Regions from separate parts of the Mus musculus genome. Here regions 2, 3 and 4 are each linked to region 1. A link is a contact called in ENCODE Hi-C or POLR2A ChIA-PET data. All regions are on one chromosome and are shown on one strand. Each heading gives the region's core, a stretch centred on a gene start or an enhancer-like site at or near the end of the contact. The rest is flanking DNA. Distances are from core to core; before and after follow the strand shown.

Region 1 (4,293 bases), core at 1,181-3,680:
GCTTTTCAAGATACAGGTGTTTTTTGTATAACCTTGGCTGTCCTAGAACTACCTCTGTAGACCAGGCTGGCCTCGAACTCAGAGAGAACCATCGCCTCTGCCTCCTGTGTGCTGAGATTAAAGGCGTGCGCCACCACTACCCAGCTACAAATGTTTAATGCAATTAGAATTATGGACTCAATTATAATATGCTATTTTCCAGATTTTTAAAACTCTTCCCTCAATGCTTATTAAATCCAACCATAAACATTCATTTTCACCCAGCTAACAACCATAAATTATTTATTTATTTTAGTTTTTTTGAGACAGGGTTTCTCTGTAAAGCCCTGGCTGTCCTGGAACTCACTCTGTACAGCAGGCTGGCCTCAAACTCAGAAATCCACCTGTTTAATGTAATTAGAATTATGGACACAATTATAATATGCTACTTCCAGATTTTTAAAACTCTTCCCTCAATGTTTATTAAATCCAACCATAAATGCTCATTTTTACCCAGTTAACAACCATGACATTTTTAATACTGTTTATGTATTTAGTCAGATAGGATCTTGTTTCGCAGATCGGGATAGCCTAGAACTTGCTATCCCTTCTGCTTCAGCCTTCAGAATTCTGTGAATATAGGCTTTAGCTACTCATGCATGACTCGAATTGTTGGATTTTTTTTAATAAAATAATTTCTTAAGGTTTATGTGTGAGTTCTGCCTGCATGCAAGTCTGTACACCAAGTGCATGCCTGGTGCTTGCAGAGGCCAGAAGAGGGGGACAGATGCCCTAGAATTGGAGTTACAGATAGTTGGAGCTACCATGTGGTTGCTGGGACTGAAGTGAGACCTCTGGAAGGACAGCCAGTGCTCTTAAGGGATGAGCCATCTTTCTAGCCCCTCAAGATATTTTTCAAATAGCTGTCTTCACATACAGGTTTTGAAAAGATTGTGAGTCTTTGAAAATCACATGACCAAAAAAGAAAAAAAAAAACCCAGCAATTGTACATCATATGATAGGTTATTATTTAAATGGCAGGAGATGTCTGACATCTAGAAGGGTGATTTGCCAACAGTGGTGGCGAATGCCTTTAATCCCAGCACGTGGGAGGCAGAGGCAGGCGGATTTCTGAGTTAGAGGCCAGCCTGATCTACAGAATGAGTTCCAGGACAGCCAGGACTACACAGAGAAATTCTGTCTCAAAAAACCAAGAAAGAAAAAAGAAAAAAAAAAAGAAAAAGAAAAAAAGAAAAAAAGAAAAAAATCTGTAATTTACACATAGCACAATACCGTAGACTTACCTCTCCTGTGCGTCCCTTAGAATTCACTTTTCTCCCTCCCTTTCTGAAGCTTTGTAATGTTTTATCTATCTTAAGCCTAGAAAGCAATCAATGAAATTCAAGTAGAAAATCACTGACAGCTCCGAAATGAGGGAATCCAGAGATAAACCACTAGCTATGCAATAAGGAATAGTGAGCGGAGTACATTTTCAGTCTTCATAACGGCGGCCAGGGAATAGAAACACATTTTCCTTGGGGAGAGATTGTGCTAAGGGGACCAGACACAGATACAAAAGATTATTCCTCTCGGGGGTTTATCTTTCTTGACTTCGTGGGACCTAAAACAAAACCAATATAATCCATCACAACCTCCACCCGTTTTATTTTACTTCTTCCGGAACACCATGTAGACCACTTGCCCCCCCCCCCCCCCCAAAAAAAAAGCCTAAAGCAAACTAACTTGGTTAAAGATCTAAAACATTCTGAAAGTTTGGGCGACAAAAGCTGGAACCGACTCCAGACTCTCTCTTAAGTTCTCAGCAGAGCCGAAACAAGATTTCTTAAGGTTTGCAAATAAATCCCTTCAGCTGGACTAAAAACGCACAGAGCCTGGAGCGCTCCCTACAGCTGAGAGCTTGAACCTACCGAGCCCAGAAATCCGGAGTTACCCAAGACGGAGTCCCTCACTCCTTGTGGCGTTTAAGAGAACCAGGTGAAGGTTGGGGTGGAGGGAGGCTGAACCGGCAAAAGGCAGGATTAATCACTTCTCCCAATTGCATCAGCAGCCCCCGCCCTTCCTTCAGAGCACCTCCTATCCTAGAACCTTCGCTACGTACTGCCGCTCCTTCGCCCACCCCCGGCTCCATTATATGCCCTGATACCTCCCCATTATCACCCGCCCTGCCACACTCCCCCCTTTCCTCTTTCCTCCTCCTCCTCCTCCGTCGGGGAAGGAGGAAACCCGAGAGAGGAAACAGGGTGTTGGAGGAAGGGGGCTCCGCGATAAGAGAGGAGGCTCCATTGGCTCCGACACCGTACGGGCGCTTCCCATTGGTCAGGCCCCGCCGGAATCCACGCCCCCTCTGTCCCCGCCCCCGCCCCTCCCCCGCCGGCTCGCGGCCCTCCCCCCGCGCCCCCCGGCCAGCCCCGCGGCGGGGAGGGACCGACAGGGCTTGAGCGGAGAGGCTCCGGCGGTGTCAATGGCTCCTCCTGCCACGGAGCAGCAGCAGCAGCAGCAGCGGCAGCAGCAGCAGCGGCAGCGGCGGCGGCGGCGCTGGGGCTGAGGAGGGAAGGTTCCTTTAAGGAGGAGGAACGACGACGCCTCTTTTGCCCCTATCTCCTCCCTTTTACACTCATTTCCCCTTCGCCGAGGGTGGGGGTGGGGGGGGCGGAGGAGAGAGAAGAGGCCGAAGAAAGAGAAAATTCCTCGCAGGGCGCTCTTTCAGGGGGTGTGGGGGGAGGACGAGGAACGGAGGAGCCGGGCGCCCCCCGCGCGCTCCCGCCCCGCTCGGCTCGCCCTCTCCGAGATCGCCCGTCCGCCCACTCCCCCCGCCGCCGCCGCTGCCGGAGACGCCGCTCGGGAGTCGGCGGGCCCGGCTCGTCTGCTCGGCCGCCGCCGCGCTTCGCCTCGGGCTCCCCAGGCGGACGGACGCCCTTTCTTTCTTTCTCTTGCCCGGCCCGTCTCTCTGTCTGCGTCCCTCGCGGCCGCCCCGCCCGGCGGCCTCGGCCTTGCCCGTGCGCCAGGCCCGGCCGGCGGGCCTCGCTCAAGCTCCGGTGGTGCCCCCAGCCTCCCCGCGGAGCCGGGGGAAGCTCACGCCCGGTGGCCCCCCGGTCCCCGCGTCCCCGGCCGCCCCGCTCCTTCCCGCTCCCCACCCCCTTCCTCCCCGGCCCCGGAGCTCGCGGTGCGTGTGCGCGTGAGTGTGTGTGTCCCTCCGCCAACGCCGCCACCTCAGCCCGGCAAATGAACTCCGTCCGAGCCGCCAACCGGAGACCCAGGCGAGTGTCGCGGCCGCGCCCGGTGCAACAGCAGCAGCAGCAGCCCCCGCAGCAGCCGCCGCCGCAGCCGCCTCAGCAACAGCCGCCGCCGCAGCCGCCCCAGCAGCCGCCGCAGCAGCAGCCCCCGCCGCCGCCGCAGCAGCAGCCCCCGCCGCCGCCCCCGCCGCCTCCGCCGCCGCCTCAGGATCGGAACAACGCCGGCGAGAGGGGTAAGGCCGCGCTCGGGGCCTGGCTGGGCGGGCGGGAGGCCGGGCGGGGGCGGCGGCGGCGGCGGCGGCGCGCCCGGGGTGGGAGACGGAGGCCGAGCGGAGGCGGGTCCCACCGTGCCGCAGTGTTCGCCTGGGCCCGGCCCGGCCGGGCCTGGCCGGCAGGAAAAGCCGCGGCTGCGCGATCCGCCCGGGCTGCGGCTCAGGCCGCGCTTTGTTTGGTTTCGGGGCTGGCACCCTCCGTCCCCACCCCTCCTTGGGGCTTCCCGGCTGGCTCGCCCACCCCACGGGAGTCTGTTCGCGGCCGGGGGCGGGCAGGAGGGTGGGATTTCCCCCCTTTCTGCGCCTGGCTCGATCTGGGCTCCCCCTTTCTCGTGGTAGGTGGGGGGACGGCTGGCTGCGTGGGGCGGTGAGGCTGGCCGGGGAACTTGTTTTCCCCTTCTCTGTGGGCTCCCCCTTGCCCTGGAGGAGGGGGAGAGGAGCGCCGGAGTGGTCCGCCGCGCTGGCTGGGGAACTTGCGTGCCCCCTTCCAGGTCGCAGGGCAGGGGGAGCCTCGGCCCCTCTCTCGACCACAACATCTTTGCTGCACAGTTTGCCTTTAGTTACAGAACCCCGGGGAAGAACCCGTTAAATCAATACCTTTAAATAAATAAATATAGAAGCTATCGGCCATTTCCAGCCCCCTCCCTCGTGTGCAGTGCAGTTACCCTTCCGCTGTGTCGTCCCCCTTTCCTCTCCAACCCACTACGCCACGGTGCTCCCCTCGGTCTCCGGGTGGGTTTGAGCACCCTCGCCGTAGAACGGGCCCCTTGGGATCGTGTGTGTAGCTG
Region 2 (4,293 bases), core at 756-3,255, 460 kb before region 1:
ATAAATAGATGGATAGATAGACGGATGGACGGACAGACGGGTGGATGGACAGATGGATGGTTGGGTTTCTTTGACCTTCCCATTGCACACATCTTATCTGAAATCCACAGCCCTCATGATCTAGCCCACTCTCCCTTCACCACACTCTGCCTGCCATGTATCTTAAGATGTTTTCAGGACAGCCAGCATAGGCTAACCGAGTTACATGGAAAGCTACCACTCTCTTCATCCCCTTCCCTACTCCCTAGTGTAAGGAACTCCCCCTTCCCCAGTGACCTCTCCTCTGAGCTGCGCTGACCATCACTTGCTACACTGTATCATAATTGCAGGCCACGCTAATTTAAGGGTCTATTAAAGGTGATTGTGCAGCTTGAACTCCGGCTTTCTCAACTGAGCCTGGCACACTGCTTGCGGGGTGCACATATAACATGAGTTTGTTGAACACATTAACATACCCAAAAGAATAAAACCTTTCCATGCCTTTCATTACTTTAGGAGGTGATATAATTATTCCCGCAACACGGCCACTGCTCTGAGCCCTTCTGGAACTCTACTCACTGGCCATTTGGAACCAAACTTTCAAAGTTATTTACCCTCCAGAGATGGAAATCGGGCCCCTTACTTTATATGCATGAAACATTTTCAACCAAAAATAGTAGTGGCAAATTTGGGCACTGCCATCCTCCACCCACCCTCCTTCGTTATATGGAACTGTTCCAAACAAGGGAATCCTCCCCCAAAAGACAATGCACTATCTCAGGCGCTGAGCCACAGAAGTCTACGAGGATTTCAGACGGAACTACAAAGGGAGTGGACAAGGTGAGTGATAAGCTGAATGCCATCAAGGCTCCCATCTGATGCTGAGGACTTAAGGGTGCACGCTTAGGTGCCAGTATCATTTCTTTATATTTCACTTTACCTTCCCAAATACAAGCTTAATAAAATCATAAAGGGGGATGTCGTACACTTGGGTTTTTTTTTTTTTCAAATTAGAAAAAGGGCGAAATCTTTTCATTGCTTCTGTGAATGCCAAGATAATTGGAAATTAAACACGACTACCGAATCCTTTTCAAAGGCGTGAGATTCTGCTTTAATAACTTCATTAGAATATTCTTCAGGCAGAAAACCCTACCCAGAAACTGCACCACCCTTGTCCAAGAAAAAGGTTTCACCATTTGAAAGACTGACACTTCAGAAGGCCGGGTCCCTGTTTTGCATAATTCTGTATTTAAGGAGAACCTGCGGTGTGCACTGCCCCATTCCACGGAAGGAAGGTGCAAGAGAAAAAGACATCAGCCCCACCACCCAAGCTGTCAAAATCAGTGGCGACAACATCTGTATTCCAAAGCACCCATCCCAATGAGGCCGTTTACGCTCCCAAACTGATGTGGTGGCAAATAAGTCGTTTTAACTTTAAAAGCATCTCCTCGCGAAAAGGAGATGGTGATTTCCCCATCATCGGGCGAACTGAGAAAGCAGAGAGCATAGGGTGGTCCCTCATTCCTCCCTTCCCCTCAGGCTAGCACCAAGAGCTGTGCCTTGGATTTCTGTCATTCCATTTCTAAGCCTGCTGGTCCAGCGAGAAGGAAGACTCAAACTCCAGCTCCTTTCTGCAGAGACGCACACGGACCCAGACACCGCCCGGCCCTATCTCCATGGAGCTGCAGGTGGAGGCATCGTAATGGTGGAAGCAGGAGGTGGAGAGGAGAGGAGGAGCCCTCTGCATCCCCCCCACCATCCCAAATCGCTGCCACGGCCAGCTGAGGCCTCCGGGCCAGAAACCCCTGTCTCCCCCACCCACGATGGGTACCTTCGAGTACTCCTGAGCCAGCTTCTGGTACTTCCCCTGCAACTCTGCGGAGGCCATGGCCTCCCCCGCCCCGTCCAGGCCTGGCCGCCCGGGCTGCCGAGCCCCGCCCCCCGCCCCCAACCCCACACTTGCTCCTCCCGGGCAGGGCTCAGCCAGCTTCTGCAGCACCGCCGCCGCCGCCGCGCCTCCTCCTCCTCCACTTCCGGGTTTCCAGGCGGGAGGGAGGAGGAGCGGGACCAGAGGCGGGGCGACCACCGGGGGCGGGGCGACGTCTTGACATCACCGCCCCGCCCTCTGGTGCTCCGGTTCGCGCATGTGCGGCCCGACGGACCCGCCTGTGCGGTGCTTTTGCCCCTCCTGAGACCCTAGACGCCATGTTGGAAGAGGCGGGAAGATGGCGACCCGTTTCCGGGCGAGCCAGAATCAAGCGGGAGGAGAATGAGTGCCTACGGAATGGATGGAACACCGAAGGGAGAGACAGAGGATGCAAGGAGAAGCATTCTAAGAACATCAAGAATTCTGGCTACCCAGTCCCCTAGTCGCCATAGCAACCGCCTAGCGTCAGTCGCTTGCTTCTTGGAAGCTTGTTTTCCGCCTTCTCATTCATTATCTGGATACCCAGACTTGTGCTACACTGTAAACCGTCCAACCTAGCACATATTTATACCGTTTGCCCTTCTCCCCTTCTCAGATCAGAAAACCTTCATTGTCTTCTGTGTTTTGTCATTGACCTTTCTCTACTCAAATGCCACATGCCCGCCCCTGACCCTTATTCATCTATCAGAACATTTTAAGCCGTAAAAGAACATACAGTTTCTGAAAATTTCTACCACGCATTGAGATGTAAAGACCATTAATGTTTTGTTTTGTTTTTAAAAAAAAAACGGCTAGACTAGATATCTTGAGATACCTTATGATGAAAAACTGCTCCTTTTCATTTAAAATATTTTTGACAGTTCTGTTGAGGATTAATGTAGGTATAGCATTGAAGTATTTCTTGTTAGAATAATATGAATGAAGAAAGATATGTGTTTCTTGAGACATAATATGACAGTTGAAACTAATGAACTACATTTGTACACAAACACATACATATGAACATTATGCTAAATAAGTCAATTGCACTGGGTGCAGCTGTATAAACCTTTAATCTCAGTACTTAGAAGGCAGACAGGCAAATGGATCTCTACTGGTTTACATATTAAGTTTCAGGCCAGCCAGTGAAACTCTGTCTTTAAAAAAAAAATAGTGAATTGTAATATACTATAAATAATCTTAAAAATTATGAAGTGGAAGTAGCCAGACATGTTTAGTCATACCAGCAGTCCTAGCATTTGGGAGGCTGAGGCATGAGGAAGTCAAGTTTGAGAGCAGTCTGGACTACACACACACAGTATGTACTGTGTGTGTGTGTGTGTGTGTGTGTGTATAATCTCCATAATATGTGAAGTAACATTATTCCGATTTTTATTTTATTTAATGTATATGAGTACACTGTAGCTGTACAGATGGTTGTGAGCCTTCTTGTGGTTGTTGCAAATTGAATTTTTAGGACCTCTGCTCACTCCAGCTGGCCTGGCTCACTCAGTCCCTGCTTGCTCAGGCCCAAAGATTTATTTATTATTATATGTAAGTACACTGTAGCTGACTTCAGAAGCACCAGAAGAGGGCACCAGATCTCATTACAGATGGTTGTGAGCCACCATGTGGTTGCTGGGATTTGAACTCAGGACCTTAGGATCAGTGCTCTTACCTACTGAGCCATCTGGTTTTTTTCTTTTTCTTTTTCTTTTTTTTCTGAGACAGGGTTTCTCTGTGTAGCCCTGGCTGTCCTGGAACTCACTTTGTAGACCAGGCTGGCCTCGAACTCAGAAATCTGCCTGCTTCTGCCTCCCAAGTGCTGGGATCAAAGGCGTGTGCCACCACTGCCCGGCCCAACATTATTCTTAAACACATGAATATGTAGTAAAAACACAGAGACAACTAGAACACTGGTTGTTCGGTGCCTCTAGCAGAAAAAGAAGGAAATGAAACAGGACAGAGGAGCATCAACTTGATTTCTCTAGGTTTTTTAAAGTAAATATTATTACCTTTATTATGGAGGAAACGCATCTAGGAAGGCTAAGTCAGCCCTGTGGATTATTTAGAGGTATAATTAAAGTGAAAGCTGTGCTAGCTAGCTTCTCTTTTATCTGGGAGCAATCCAGGAGTTGTTCAGCAAAGAGCTCAGCCTGTATCGTTTCCTGTACAAACTAAAACTGTACACTTTACACTTGCTAATAAATAAGTACTGCCATCCAAACTTCCAGAATAACCGTTCCTGAGAGGAGTGTTAGTTCCCTGTAGCACCACCAAGTGGCAGAATTAAATGGTGTAATCCATTTCCATGGTTTGAATAGGAATGGAAATTTTTTTTATTGTTTTAAAAATGTCATTCCAGAAAATAACATTCCAAAGAAAAACATACAACTTTAGCAAGAGAG
Region 3 (4,293 bases), core at 887-3,386, 450 kb before region 1:
ACAGACACATGAAAAGACAGAGCATTTTGATTTATAGCAGTTCCACCTGGAAGCAGTCTAACTGCCAAGCAGTGGATATCTATGGATAGGATACAATGTAGCCACAGAAAAGAATGAACCACGGTGTGGGGGAAACTCAAAGCATCATGTAGAGTATGAAAAGCAGCACACAGCATTCTGCAATGACCTTCTTAATATGGGATTTAGAGCAGGCAAGACACCCAGCAAAAGAACCAAGAACAGTGTTCACTGAGTGTCATAGGGGCCACTCTGTGCGGTCATGGACATGTTCTTTAGCCTGGGAAGAAAGAGGATCAGTTGCAGCACACTTGTCAAAATTCATCCAACCGTGTGTGGAACGACTACGCGTTTGTTTATAAAAATGTATAGCAATTATTTATCTATGTGTCTATGTGTGGGGATAAGCATGTGTGTGTCCTATAGGCACTCATGTGGAGGTCAGAGGACATCTTGCCCGAGTTTGTTCTCTCCTCCCACCATGTGGCCCTCCGGTGATGGAACTCAGGTTAGCAGGCTTGGCAGCAAGTGGCTTTACCTGCTGAGCTAGCCTGCAAACCCTAGCTGGGTGTTTCAGTGTATGTAGGGGAGTGTTATTTGAGGGAGGGAAGGATGGGTGAAAGAGAAAAGGAGAGAGAGAGAGAGAGAGAGAGAGAGAGAGAGAGAGAGAGAGAGAGAGAGAGGCAGGGCACAGAACTAAGAGACAGAGCAACACAGTGCTGTGTGGACTTCTGGGACCCACAAACAATTGAGAAACATTTTGAAGAAAATCCCAAGGTGAGCAGAGTGCAACCCCAGTAGACCACTCTAGTGTATACTAGATGTGGCGAAGTGTGCTAGAAAAGCCCCTCCATTCCAACAACGTATCCCACAGCCTTAAGGTAAAGCAACATAATACTCACATGGGTTACATTTGTGCAGGGAAGAAGGAAACGGGAGTAAGGGGAGTGGCAAAAACTGGGGTGTGCCAAACTCCATGTTCTGACACACGGGCCTAATAGTTATTTTCACTTTTCTCTAGTGTCTATTCTAAAAATTTCACAGCCAAAAAAAAAAAAAAGTCTTCGGAATACAGGAGACTCAGTCGCAGTAATGTCGATCAGACTAGAGACCCCTTCTCTGCTTCGGCTTTGGGCAGATTGTTCACTTTTATTATTAAAATCCACACACCTGGTGGGTTATATTTCATTTTTTTGTTGGTCGGTTTTGAGTCCCAGGCTGGTCTAGAATTTGCTGTAAAAGCCAAGATTAGCCTTGACGACTCCTCACTCCATGGTCCAAGAGCTGGATGGGATGGCAGGCATGAACCACCGGTCCACCCACTAACCACTCAATGCCCCAGCCCAGCCAACAGATATTTATTAAGAAATAACCACAAGCCGGGCGTGGTGGCACACGCCTTTAATCCCAGAACTCGGGAGGCAGAGGCAGGCAGATTTCTGAGTTCGAGGCCAGCCTGGTCTACAAAGTGAGTTCCAGGACAGCCAGGAGTATACAGAGAAACCCTGTCTCGAAAAACCAAAAAAAAAAAGAAAGAAAGAAAGAAAGAAAGAAAGAAAGAAGGAAGGAAGGAAGGAAGGAAGGAAGGAAAGAAAGAAAGAAAGAAAGAAAGAAAGAAAGAAAGAAAGAAAGAAAGAAAGAAAGAAAGAAAGAAAGAAAGAAAGAAAGAAAGAAAGAAAACCACAAACGTCCCACAAACCTATCGCCCCTCTTCCCTATTTTCAAGGTCTCCGTTCCATTGGCTTTCTCAAGCTGTTTTCTGCCTGGTATAACCTCATTTTGCCACCAGGGAGCGCGCCATCACCAAATTTGCAGCCACTTGAGGTGACAGTCCTGAAACTGGTTACCAATCTGAGGCACGCCCATGACCACTGGTAGCAATTGTTTAGGCACGTCTCTCTAGTGACTTCATCTTTTTCAGGAAACAATTAGCCTGTTTGAACAGAACAGGTTAGGCAAATTCTTAACTGGAAAATCAGTAAGTCCTTTTGCAGGGCGTGTTGGGACACTTTGCACTCTTTCAGCTGAGTTAGGGTGTGGACCCTTTGTCCTCACGTGATGGCTGGGCAAGGAGGCAAATAGCCCTCTTATGCAGGCACAACCCTTCCTTTGTCCTGGGCGGCCTGGGCAGCGTTGGGGGCGGGGAGCACCTGTGGCTGGGATGAACAGACCCAAAGCAGTAAGGGGTCACAGACCAGACGCTGCAGCCCCCTCGGCCTTTTCTTCCTGGAACCCAGCGAGTTCCGGGCCACCTTCAGAAACACAAGCAAGGCTTTTAGACTAGGACAAGGGGCTGGAGGAGAGGGTGAGAGTTGAAGCACCCTTCTCAATGCGATTTGCCTGGGCTATTTCCAACCTGTTCAAGAAAGCCCTTGGAAATACGGGGTGCTGAAGGCCTGTCTCAGTCTGACCGCTGTCCCCCAGATCCGTACAATTCAGTCAGTGTGGATTCTAACCCCTTGCCCGCACCCCCACTCCACCGACGGCTGCCCGGTTTTCTCTATGAAGCAGCTACATCCAACGCTCTCTCCCAAACCCTGTGAGTTCAGGTTAAGGGTGCTTTGCGGACTCCCAGCAATTCTGTCTAAGCTTTAACTACAGTCATACATCCCCACACTTCTGACTCTCACTAAACTCTAAGGGACATAACGACTTGTTTGCTTTTTTGATACACACTCATTTGCCCAGCTAGCCTGGATCTCTAAGAAAATCTAAGGGTGACTTATAACTCCGGCCTCCCTGAGTGCTGGGATCATTATGCCAGGCAAGCACTGAACCCCCATAAAGCCATTTGAAAATTAAAAATATCCTCCACGTCTGTCATTTTCTCCCCTGAGACTGTGCAAACAGACCCCAAGGATCGCAGCGCTGGGATGTAAGAAAGTATTTGAGAACAAGAAACCTTCTGAAAGCCCCTCATCACTGAGGCACTGCCTCTGTGTACAAAACAGGCCTGGGGAGCAAGGGAGAGGAAGGCTTCGCAAAGACAGGAATGACAGCTGATGAGAGAGATTGGGAGGAGCACGACAAAGGATACTTTTTTTTTTTTCCCCTTTCTGGTGCTTTCTGTAGTCACGCCTTCAATCCCAGCACTGGGGAGGCAGAGACAGGTGGCTCTCTGTGAGTTCCAAGACAGCCTTGTTTACTTAGGGGGTGGGTTCTAGGTTAGCCCTATCCAGAAAGAGAGGAGAGAGAGGGAGGGAAGGAGAGAGAGAGAGAGAGAGAGAGAGAGAGAGAGAGAGAGAGAGAGAGAGAGAGAATATACCTGTCATGTTCAAAGCTGAGACTACAGAAGACCACCATCTTTTGTCCCACATTCTCCAAATCTCCTGATCCCTGCCCACTCCGGGCCATCCAAACGGTGCTATCACGAGGACTGTGATAATTAAATTCTGGCTGTCGGGCTGACGAGATGGCTCAGTGGGTAAGAGTACCCGACTGCTCTTCCAAAAGGTCTGGAGTTCAAATCCCAGCAACCACATGGTGGCTCACAACCATCCATAACGAAATCTGACGCCCTCTTCTGGGGTGTCTGAAGACAGCTACAGTGTACTTACATATAATAAATAAATAAATCTTTAAAAAATATATAATATAAAAAAAATTCTGGCTGTCATGTGCACTGGGCACTGAGGTAGGTACTGAAGAATTCATATACAGCCACAGTCGGGGCTGGGTAGTGAGTGAGACGCTCCCGTGGTGGAGAGAAGTGTAGAGCTTGGCAAGATTACAAAGGAGATGGGAACTGATCTGGTCCCCCAGTCAGTGGGTACATGAGTGGCTTACCGAGGGACACTGGGTTGAGCTATGGGACACAGCTGTACAGAGGACAGTCAAATACTTGACCTCCTGGAGGGGCATTCTAGTGATGCATGCTACACTAAGTCAGAATTTTGTTGGCAGTAGAAAGGGGAAGAGGTCAGGGGAGTTGGAGAGGGAGAAGTGACTCTTGAATGGTGACTCACAGATGAGAGGTGTAGGCGCCTGGGGGCGGGGCCCTGGGCATTGGGAGCAGAGGGTGTGCAGCACATTTGGGGAACAGCAAAGGGAGGGACTGGCGTGGCACAGGCAAGGAAGAGAGAGAAGCAGAAGGCATGGGCAGGCTTTCTGAACTGTTCCAAAGGGGGTAACTGTGGGAGTGGCCAGCTACTGGGAAACGCGGCTCTAAAAGAGAAATCAAAGCACTAGCTTGCAGCTTTGCTGATTCCACCAGGCACCGGTGTATGTAAAGGTGTAAAGTCTGAGCAGAGATCTAGGAGCGATCAGCTCCCAGCT
Region 4 (4,293 bases), core at 1,199-3,698, 370 kb before region 1:
ACAAAGCAAAATAAAACACACACAAAAAAACAAAAACAACAAAAGGAAGCTGCAGAAGCAGGAGGGTCACGCCAACTTTGAAGCCAGCCTGGACCACAGAGTGAAAGCCTTCTCAAAACACACACACACACACACACACACACTTGCTGTTTGAGTATTACTTTTAAATTTCACTTTACTTTAAACTGTTTGCAGTGTTCCAGGCTTCCGGCTTTATGTAAATGTCTCTTCACTTCTCTTCAGTTCGTTTACTTTTCTTCCTCAACTATGAACTGTTCTCAGTGGTCAGTGCACACTCACTTTCCAGCCTATCTTCTTTCCTACAGAAAGCTTTACACCCTCTTCGATACCTTCATTAACTTCACTAGAACATTCAAAAGCCCAGTAAACGAAGTCCGAACCATTTCTCCAGAACTCTATAAATGTAAGGGGTTTCCTTCTTAATGGTTTAACAATAACGTAAAACTAAGTAATAACACAAACATGCCATAGAAACAAATTAAAATTGCCGATCAAAAAAATGACGCATGATCTAGACTGTAAAGACATTCTAAATCTTCACTCTCCAGTAGTTTATTTTTTTAACTTTAATCATTTTCTCTTTCACTTTTATATACTATAATTTCCACCTATGAATTCTGCTCAAATCTGACTACATACAAAACTAGTATTTATCCTTAAAAAGATAATTTCATTGCTAATCTGTGTAAAAAGAAACAAATGAGTTTTTTTCATAAGCCCGAAATAATGCCAGAATGTTATCATTTCAGATTCATTAGAATCGCTCGTTATTGGCTTTGAAATTAAAACGATTTTTCTAAAGAGTCGGGGAACTCTTTTTATAAAGACATTGCCCTGTCGCTCTTTGAAGATACCTAACACTGCTGAAATTTTAAGATGAATCATCAAAGTTGCAGCGAATGGCAAAAATGGCAATAGACACCTTACCAGAATTGCAAAGGAAAGCCATTCTACGATTCAGGTGAAACAACTAGATGTGATCGGTTCGGCTTTTTCCACTTCCTCTTATTAGAGCGCAGAAGCCAAGACTATACCATTACAAAGCCCCTGCTGCGAGAGAAGCCTCAAGCTCTCTGGCCGCTAGAGCACTCTATTGCACTCAGCCGGCCACGTGGCTGTCACAATCAGAAGACAGGAGAAAAGAGCACCAACTAACCTGGAAATAATTAACCGCTCACAGCGGAGTTGCAAGTAGGGGAAAAAAAAAAAAAGTCTGTCATTTCTCTGCACTTATGACTCCTCCCACCGCCACCCAAAAGGTGGAAAAAGGAAAGCTTTAAAGCAGAAACCAAGTGCAAGAAGATCTCGAGAGCGCGGCTTCCCAATGAAATTGCTACCCCCAACTCGCGTGAGGTGCGGCGGTGGGAACCCAGGCATTTTGCCGGAGGGCAGCCGGGGGCGGAGTTTGCAGTGCAAGACCGAGCACCGAGCACGTGGACTCCCTGCCCCTAACCTCCCCGGCTCGGCTTCGGGCTGCCGGGCACTGCACGCCGGCCGGCACCCAAGCTCAAGGCCGCGGACCACCGCGCACCCTCCCGGCCCGAGCGCCGGGCCGGAGGGCAGAAGTAACCTCGGCCCCGAAGGAGATGGCGAACAGGAAGTGCACATGTTGCAACGCCGAAACAGTCCAAGTCCCACCCCCACCCCACCCCACCCCACCCCCGGCCCGGGCCAGCCAGGCTTGGGGGCGCCTCCGGCCGCGAGAACCGGGCTGGGGTCGCCACCCCACATCGGGGCCCCGCGCCCGAAGTTTACGCGAGTCCTCCTGGGCACTACTTCTCCGGGCCCAGCCATCCCGCCCGGGCCGGGCCGGGCCCCGGACTGGGACTCCACGCCGCGCGCGTCCCGCTCGGATGGGAGCCGGAGCGGCGACGTGGCTGGCGCGGGCTCCCCGGGACTCTTAGAGCAGCAACTCCCGGGGTCGCAGGTTTCCGCCTGGGCGTCCTCTGCCCTCTGTGGCTCCGACTGCGCGACGCCCCCTCCGGTACGGTCATTACCTCGGGAGAAAACTCCTAACTCCTCACTCCCGGGGACCCGTGCTCGCCTCGGTTCCACACCCCCGGGGCAGCCCACGCTCTGCCGGAGCCGCGCGCCGGGTACACCCCCGCGCAGGGGCGCCAATTCTTCCCGGGACACAAAAATGTCCCGGCGCGTCACGGGACAGCCGCCTCCGCGCCCCCACGCCCAGCGCCGGCCGCACACGCTGCCTCCGCGCCGCGCCGCGCCGCGCGACCCCGGGGACTCACCGTCACTCAGCCGCCGCGAACCAGAGGCGAGGGCCGGGCCGGGCCAGACACAATATGGCAGAGCACCGCAGCTGCTCCCGTGGCTCCCAGCAGCCGCCTCCGGGACACCCAGGCGCGAGCAGGCAGTGGCAGCTGCGGTGGCGGCCGCCGCAGCACCACATCCCCCCCCCCCCCACCCCTCCCGCCTGCTCGCTTCCTCCCCTCCTCCCCGCCCCGCTGCCATGACAACGCGGCGCCAAGGCGCTTGGCCCCGCCCCTCCTTCCGTCCCGCCTCCCGCAGCCCGCCCTTGCCTCGTCCCGCCTCCTACCAGGGCGGCGGCCGCCCCTCCGAGCTGTCGTCCTGCAGGCGGGTGGGGGGGAAGGTGGCGTCCGGAAGGGTGGAGCGGGCTCGGAAGGCAAAGCGAGGGGACGCTGAGGTTTACGGAGCTGGGCGTGCAGGCGGGAAAATGAAAAGCCCTCGCCTGTCGCCCGGAAGGACCTATGGGAGGGCGACCGAGGCGCGGCGCGGCTGCTGAGTGGACGAGCTGGCGCGGGACGCGCGAGTGTCCGCCCGCGACGCGTGTGCTGGGGCTGCCGCGACGGCCCGAACAGCCCCTTGGCTTTGAAAGTGTGGGGACCGGGAAGCTTTCTTGAGAACAACGCTACCTTCTTCTGACTGAAGTGCCGTGGAAACTCTATGCAGAGCAGATTTTAGAGGGGAAATGGGGCTTTGGAATCAGATCCAAATTTTACTAAAGATTTTCTGAGACTCTGTCTCCCAAATTAAAAACCAGTAATAAAAGGCAACACAGCAACAACAAAAATGTACAGAGCTCTCACTAATTGCTGTGTACAGTAATAAGGACTTAATATGCATTGTACACGTATTGCCTACACTGTATTGCGGGTACAGTGCTGCTAGATAAAACGGGAGTGGCCAGTTAATTCTGAATTGCAGACAAATGTAGAATAATTTTTAATGTTAAGGACATTCCCTTCGGGGTATACTTTCTGGTTGCTTCATGTTTTAGTGAATCTGCCAACTCTACAATTTCAGGAATTCCCTTTACATAGAAGGAAACTGAAGCCTAGAAGTAGCCTATCAAACTGCCCTTGGCAGTGAAGGTTTATGTATCAGTACTGGGTAGGGTGAGGCTGGAGGAGTGCCAAGATTTAGAGGTCACCCTGGCCTTCATAAGAAGTTTCTGTCTCAGCTGCGCGGTGGTGGCGCGCGCCTTTCATCCCAGCACTCGGGAGGCAGAGGCAGGCGGATTTCTGAGTTCGAGGCCAGCCTGGTCTACAGAGTGAGTTCCAGGACAGCCAGGGCTACACAGAGAAACCCTGCCTCAGAAAAAAAAAAAAAAAAAAAAAAAAAAAGAAGTCTGTCTCAAAAGGAAAGCAGGGTATAGTGCCTCATTCCTGTAATCCTGGAACTTGGAAGGAGGACATAGGAGACTCAAATGTTTAAGGCCATCTACATAGGGAGAGAGAGAGAGAGAGGACTATTCCATTGAATTTCTAAAAGAAAACTATAGTTTGAGTTTACTGTTATCATTATGAACCTGGAAATTAAACCTTTCAATTTCTATACCCAGTTCTTTAAAAACCATGCTACTGATACCTGTTTCACACAGATATAAATGGATTAAGAGAAAGGGTCTCTAAAACGGAGACATTGCCCGTCTGCTTGCTCAACAAAGCTTCATTTGGTTCCTGATGAGGGGATGTTGACTATTCAATGTCTTTGCATATAAAATGACTGAAGCAGGCTATCTGCTCGCAGTAAAGTAGATGAGCTGTGAATATGGCAGAGATGCAGAGGAATTGTAGGCACCCCGATGTACAAGAACAAAGCCAGAAATATTTGATTCCCTCATTCCACAAACAACATTATTCGTATGATCCATGTAAGCTCGCCTACCAGTTCTATTTCATTTTGTTTTGTTTGTTTGTTTTCTTTTCAAAGTCCCGGAGAATCCCAGTTTTCTTCAGAGTACGAAATCTCAGGGCAAATGTAAGATGTGCTTCAGCGGAGGAGCAACATCTA

The links. A loop is a pair of places that touch in the nucleus more often than their neighbours do. ChIA-PET counts read pairs that join two places held with the same protein, here RNA polymerase II (POLR2A).
Region 2: a map of left cerebral cortex shows a loop between it and region 1 (6-fold over the local background). The contact joins the promoter of Ppp1r21 here to the promoter of Fbxo11 in region 1. A Hi-C loop is called at or near these places in 5 of 37 maps with a recorded cell type or tissue (heart and left cerebral cortex). POLR2A ChIA-PET finds 5 or more read pairs at or near these places in 1 of 5 experiments (Patski).
Region 3: a map of heart shows a loop between it and region 1 (2.4-fold over the local background). The contact joins the enhancer-like site here to the promoter of Fbxo11 in region 1. A Hi-C loop is called at or near these places in 5 of 37 maps with a recorded cell type or tissue (heart and left cerebral cortex). POLR2A ChIA-PET finds 5 or more read pairs at or near these places in 1 of 5 experiments (embryonic stem cell).
Region 4: a map of left cerebral cortex shows a loop between it and region 1 (7-fold over the local background). The contact joins the promoter of Foxn2 here to the promoter of Fbxo11 in region 1. A Hi-C loop is called at or near these places in 10 of 37 maps with a recorded cell type or tissue (heart, left cerebral cortex and v-Abl transformed pro-B cells). POLR2A ChIA-PET finds 5 or more read pairs at or near these places in 1 of 5 experiments (Patski).

What each region holds. Positions count from the first base shown.
Region 1 is chr17:88,064,182-88,068,474 of GRCm38, reverse strand. Fbxo11 (F-box protein 11) reads left to right here and starts at 2,430. Exons shown (of 23, transcript NM_001081034.3): 1 at 2,430-3,466. The coding sequence starts at 3,223. Gm45950 (a long non-coding RNA gene) reads right to left here and starts at 2,350. Exons shown (of 2, transcript XR_385899.1): 1 at 1,908-2,350.
Region 2 is chr17:88,527,836-88,532,128 of GRCm38, reverse strand. Ppp1r21 (protein phosphatase 1, regulatory subunit 21) reads right to left here and starts at 2,005. Exons shown (of 22, transcript NM_028658.4): 1 at 1,811-2,005. The coding sequence starts at 1,867.
Region 3 is chr17:88,509,001-88,513,293 of GRCm38, reverse strand. No RefSeq gene overlaps it. Among named protein-coding and RNA genes, the nearest start is that of Ppp1r21, 19 kb to the left of the region's middle. Within about 2 kb of position 2,136, at least 2 of the 3 ENCODE cell types and tissues checked have a DNase peak (open chromatin) inside an H3K27ac peak, as active enhancers do; they include heart, where a contact is called at or near this core.
Region 4 is chr17:88,438,859-88,443,151 of GRCm38, reverse strand. It overlaps Foxn2 (forkhead box N2), which reads right to left and starts at 2,448. Exons shown (of 6, transcript NM_180974.5): 1 at 2,268-2,448.